2 separate regions of the Homo sapiens genome follow, and region 1 is linked to region 2. The links are chromatin loops, found by intact Hi-C in ENCODE. Cell type or tissue: heart right ventricle. All regions are shown on one strand. Links, peaks and the distances in the headings refer to the core of each region. The heading gives the core; the rest is flanking DNA.

What was found. Peaks named below come from ENCODE experiments on the same cell type or tissue, not always from the same donor. Only the 100,000 strongest peaks of a DNase experiment are listed, where the experiment ranks them.
Region 1: a loop joins it to region 2, with 3 times the contacts of the local background. A loop is called at or near these places in 8 of 110 quality-filtered maps.

What each region holds. Positions count from the first base shown.
Region 1 is chr9:99,563,718-99,566,634 of GRCh38, forward strand. No RefSeq gene overlaps it. Among named protein-coding and RNA genes, the nearest start is that of NAMA, 190 kb to the left of the region's middle. In heart right ventricle, for the core only: no CTCF peak of the experiment used is centred there; a DNase peak (open chromatin) is centred at 1,686.
Region 2 is chr9:99,444,176-99,447,092 of GRCh38, forward strand. All of the region lies in intron 2 of LOC107987011 (a long non-coding RNA gene), which reads right to left. Among named protein-coding and RNA genes, the nearest start is that of NAMA, 70 kb to the left of the region's middle. In heart right ventricle, for the core only: no CTCF peak of the experiment used is centred there; a DNase peak (open chromatin) is centred at 1,336; H3K27ac peaks cover 1,756 bases.

The sequences.
Region 1 (2,917 bases), core at 184-2,683, 120 kb after region 2:
TCTGACTCATATTCATCCATTTACTTATTTTTCTGAAATGTAAGCGCTCTCTCTGCTCTTTTGAGAGACAGAGAGAGAGAGAGAGAGTATGTGTGTGTCCATCTGGTTAGCCCCAGCACCTAGAACAGAGGCTGGTGGCACATGGTGGACACTTGTGTCAGTTTCCTGTTGCTGCTGTAATAATCACTACAAACTTACTGGATTAAACAACATGCATTGATGATCATACAGCTCTGGAGGTCAAAAATTCAAAATGGGTCTCAGTGGGCTAGAATCAAGGTGCGGGTGGGGCTTCATTATTTTTCCTGGAAGCTGCAGGAGGGGAAAGTTTCCTTGCCTTTTGCAGCTTCTAGAGGCAGCCTGCATTCTTTGGTTCATGGCATTGTTTCTCCATCTTCAACGCTAGCAGCACAGCATCTTCAAAACTCTCTCTACCTCTGACTTCTCCTGCTTCCCTCTTTCACTTTTAAAGACTTTTGTGATGACATTGGGCCCACTCAGATAATCCAGGATAATCTCCCTACTTTAAGGCCAGCTGATTAGCAGCCTTAATTCCATCAACAACCTTAATTCCCCTTTGTCGTGTAACCTAACATCACCACAAATTCTGAGGATTACGACATGGACATCTCTGGGAAATGTATTATCTGTGTCTGCCAACAACAACATTCAATGAGTATTTGATAAATAAATGACTGAATTATTATCTAATTTCACTCATCAAGTAATTCCTTAGAATCAATGTAATTATTCTTCCATTTTACACATGAGGGAAATGAAGCTTGAAAGGTTAAGTCACCTAGCTAATAAATAGCAGAGTAAAACTCAAACAGGCTAACTCAAGACAGTTTCTGACTGTCCCCACTTGTTTCATTTTTCTGTTGTCAGCTTACAAATCTACCTCCTTGACTAGACTCAGAGCTCCTAGAGGAGAGAGACCATGGTTTGCATATTTACAACCCCAAAGCCCAGCCCAAGGCATGGAAAATAGCAATAATAATAATAGTAGTAGTAGTAGTAGGAATTTACTGAGTACTTAACAAGTGCCAAGTGCTGATATAAACACTACCTGCACCCAGAAAACGTATTGAGTAAATGTTGAGTGGATAAAACCAGCTTTTCTCACTAAATCCCAACAGCTACATTTTTAGCCCTATCTAATACTCAAGTTCTATACTATAAATGTGCAGATTAAGTCATATTAAATTAGAGAGGCTCTAAAACATCATCAAGAGTGGGTTTATTTCTGTCTCCTGGTCTGAATCCAGAATCCCAAGTCATTATCCATCAGTCTGTCTAATGAGTGAACATTCACTGTGAATAGATTTATCCATTCTAGATTAAGAGTTTGATTTGACAAACTAAAAAATAGTGACTAAGATATCCAGAGGTCTTCACAGTTTCCTAAGCACTTTCACAAGTACACTTAATTCTCAAAACAACATTGTACTTAGGGGAGGGATGTATTATTACCCCCATTTTATGATAGAAAAAGCTTGGCTCAGAAAACCTAAATAGATTGCCCAAGTTCACCTAGCTAGTGAGAACCACATTCCAGGTTTCCTGACTTCTATATCCACATTTTTCTACTATGTAGTGCTTCCAAGCAGAATGTCTTATGGCTTTTAGAGAGGGGAATGTCCATGCAGACTGGCAAGGCTCAGCTTCCACGTGGATCCGTGGGGACCGTGCCAGCTCCCCGAGCCTGGTTTGCCTACTCGTTCGGATCATGCAGCTCTCTCGATTGTGAGGTTTACAATTTCTCAGTCTGCACAATGAAAGAAAACCCTAAGAATTCAAATCACTCCGTAAAGTCTAAAAAAGGAGAGGGGATAATTGCCACTGGAGTGGATGTTTATTTGTCCTGAAAAAAAAAATATTTTCACTGAATAAAAATTCTGCATAACATAGAACTCAGGGGAAGAAGTTGGCAGGTGCAGGAGATTTCTATTCTGTTTTCTTTTTATCTACTTTTCTAAGCATCCTTTCTATTTCCATGCTTTGAAAAGCATGGAAGAGAACTCGGGCTCTGGGATAAAGAGAGAAAGAAGAATCCTCGAGTTACGGAGCCTGGCTAACCTCTTTTCTGTGAAGATCTGTGTGCTCTTTTGTGCAATAATGAAGAGATGGAAAGAAAAGAATTGTCCCCACATTATCCACCACTAGGCCAGCCAAAAGGACCTCTGACTAGGGAAGCAAAGCCACCCCAACACTGGCTAATTCCCCTCACTCCTTCCTTGCCAGATGGTGCTCTCAGAACATGACTGTCCCCTCTGTGATTGTCCATGATTTGAGGGTCAGGAGCCACCACAGGAAAAGTATCTAATTCCACTTTCACACACTTGTAGTGTCAGCAATCCAAATACAGAACTCTATTTTGGCCACATTTTAACTACTCTGGCATCAGCACAGGAAAAGAAGCCCACCTGTTGGTATCAGTGAAAAAAATCTCCTAAGTCACTTCTCAGCTATGCTCATCCTGGATTCTTCACCTCATCAAACATCCTACAAGGTCTGGTGTTCCAAGAGGCCAATCTATACTGCAACTCTAGTCAGAGAGAACATTTGAAAGCATAGAATTCTTCTCTCCTAGTCTGTTTCCTAAATTGCCATCAAAGCAATTTTCCCAAAGCATACACTTATTCATTCTACACATATATATTCAGTTACTATTAGGTGCTGGGTACTTTTCCAGGTACTTTTCTTGATTGCTGTGGCAAGTGCCACAGTAATCAAGGCAGGAAATACCTGCTTTTATCTAGAGGGAGGAGAAGATGTTAAACAAACCAACATATCTTATTTCTGATAAGTAATTGTAACAGAAAGAAACCAAAAGAGGGTAGTAGTGGTTGTGGGGTAGAAAGTGACTTGAGTGGGGTGATAGCTTACATGGTAAGTGTCATTTGAACCAAGGCCT
Region 2 (2,917 bases), core at 256-2,755:
TAATATAGCAGTGTATCTTGATTAAAGAAAAATCCAAATTATGGGAATTTCATTTTCCAAACAAGTCACAATTAACACTGGAAAATCAAAAGCTGGCTCCAGTCTGCAGCGATAATTTTCTTTAGTCCATATATATATATATTTTTTGGATACCAATTGAATCTTTCCCACCCCATGCTCCCACAAAAAAAAAAAATCAGACATACAAATCACAGAAATTGTTGGCCTTTTTGAAGTATGCTACAGCCTCATTTCTTTCCATTCTTACTGCCAGCACCTATTACAAACCATTATCCTCTCTTCTCTGAATTGTCTCAAAAACCTCCTAGCTGATCTCCATGCACCTGTTCTTATGCTCCTCTCACGTCAACACTGCAAGTAAAGTGATTTTTTAAAAAACACGATCTGATCTTGTTTCACGCTTGCTTAAACCCTCTCTGTGGCCTCTCATGCTCTTAGATTAACCCAATTCTTTAACATGGGCCAGAGGCTTCGCAGGATTTGGCCCTGCCTGACTCTGCTTCCAGTCACTCTTGTCCTTGCTCACACTAACACTTTCCCATTTCAGAACCTTTGCACATTCTAATTCCTCTGCCTGGAAAATTCTACCTTTACCCTCACCTAGCTAACTCCTGCTCCCCATCAGGTCTCAGCTTTCATGTCACTTCCTTGGAGAAGACCCCATGCTCTTCCAGGCCCTGCAACACACTTGTAATTGCTTTGTCAACATCCATCATCCCACCAGACTATACGTTGCTTGAGGCCAGACTTGATATCTATCTGGTCTGCAGCCCTATGTTCAATGCCTAGCCCAGTGCCTGATGCACACTGTGTTTTACCAGCTCAAAGATGCATATTTTTTCCTATTTTTACAAATTTGAAATCAGGATCCATCTTTCAATCATTCATATGTCATAGTTTATTTGGCAGCATTTTTCTTTCCTAGTGTGGGTGAAATAATTGTGTATCTTACAATCAGAAGTATCTTACATTTAAAGAAATGGTGGCTGCCAAATGAATGACTACCTGTAATGAAAATGCCAGTAGTTCCTTTTTTTGTGTGTGTGTGCCTGAACACAGAAATTCTACTACTTATGAATGGCTGGGTTCTGAAAGGCAGTTTGCAAGCAGCGAAGCTAGAGAGCCAGCTGCTGGTTTCCTCCATTGGTAGTGGGTGGCATCGATTTGTCTTTACTCTAGTACTAGCTAGACATTATGCATGTTGGACGTTCACAGGGAGAGGAATGTTGTATCTGGGACAACTCATGCAAGCTCCTGCCTGCTGCTCTGGTGTCTGCTGATTCAACTTCTGTCAACACAATTCCATGTCCCAACCACTGCTGTCAGCACCTCCCCTGCCAAAGCTGATGTCACATCAGCTGCCCCAGCTCAGATCAGCTCCCCCATCACTGTCCTCCTTACACGCCAAATAGCTGTTTCTCCTGGCCAGCTGAACAGAGCAGTCCTTTGGTGTTCAGAAGACATCTTTCTCTATCATATATTCAGATGCCTATGTTGGGAATGCAGCCAAAGCCCTGAGAGAGAAGCAAGGTGCTACAGAGTGCTTGATCACTCATCACATTCCCGCCTTGACCATTGGTCCAGAGCCCTGAGGCTACCGGAATGGGTGAATCACTTCTTCTTGGAATCCCAGCATAACTCTGGGGCAATTCTAACAGAGAAGCAGCTATATATAGGGCCCAATACCTTCCAGTTTTGTCTTTTACATAAAACATTAGCTTGTTTTTCCCCCTTCTTAGGAATCAGCTTTTCCTCTGATGGAGGTTGTTTCACTCTGACCTTATCCTGAGAAAACTCCCTCCTTATCTGTGGGCATGTCTTGACTCTAGCAGAAGTAGACATAAGTAGAGCGGGTTTGTTCATTGACTGTGGCCTTTGATAAGTTGCATCCATGATAGACGAGGCTGCTATTTCTGGGTGTCCGCCCCCATCATTACCCATGCCCGGGGCTTTACAAAATAGCTGGGTTGAATCACACTGACAGAATCTTTTAGTCACTTTCAATTCTGCCAAGGAAATATAGGCATGAGCTTTCAGATTCTAAATTAACTTTGATTCCTACCAGATCCCAGTCCCTTTTAGGTCACAAAGCATCTGAAAACTCAGTTGAACACTTTCATTTAAAAAAAGGAAAGAGAACAGATAAGGGATAAATAATTGAAGCCAATAAAGGATTAAGATCTATGTCAAATAAAGATTTTATCCAAAATGTAAGAAAAACGGAGATCCCAATAAACTATTGAGATCTGTCCAAACTTTCCAACCCTGAATGGAAGCCAAGACAGAAATATCCAGTTAAAGGGGTCACTGAAATGTGGTTGGCTGAGGACTTTCCCCTCAAGAGCAGCTCATCCTGGCATTAGGAAGCTGGGCTGAACAAGGAGCCACATGTGGATTTGAATCCAAAGAGCCAAAGAAGAACATCTGATGAGGCCACAACTGAGAGACCAGGAGCAGGTGTCAAAAGCTGAAATATGGGCATAAGGGATGGAGGGAAAATATTGCAATGTATAGAAACATTAGGCTCCCCTAAGAAAACAAGTGAAATTATCACATGAACAATTTTTAAATGGGGCGCATAACAACACTTGTCAATACTAGAGAAGGGTCTCAACCACATTATGAATTTTTTTTTTTTTTTTTTTTTTGGTGGAGGCGGGGATGGAGTTTCACTCTTGTCACTCAGGCTGGAGTACAATGGCACAATCTCTGCTCACTGCAACCTCCACCTCCGGGGTTCAAGCAATTCTGCTGCCTCAGTGTCTTGAGTAGCTGGATTACAGGTACCCAGCACCACACCCAGCTAATTTTTGTATTTTTAGTAGAGACGGGGTTTCACCATGTTGGCCAGGCTGGTCTCAAACTCCTGACCTCAGGTGATTCACCCACCTTGGCC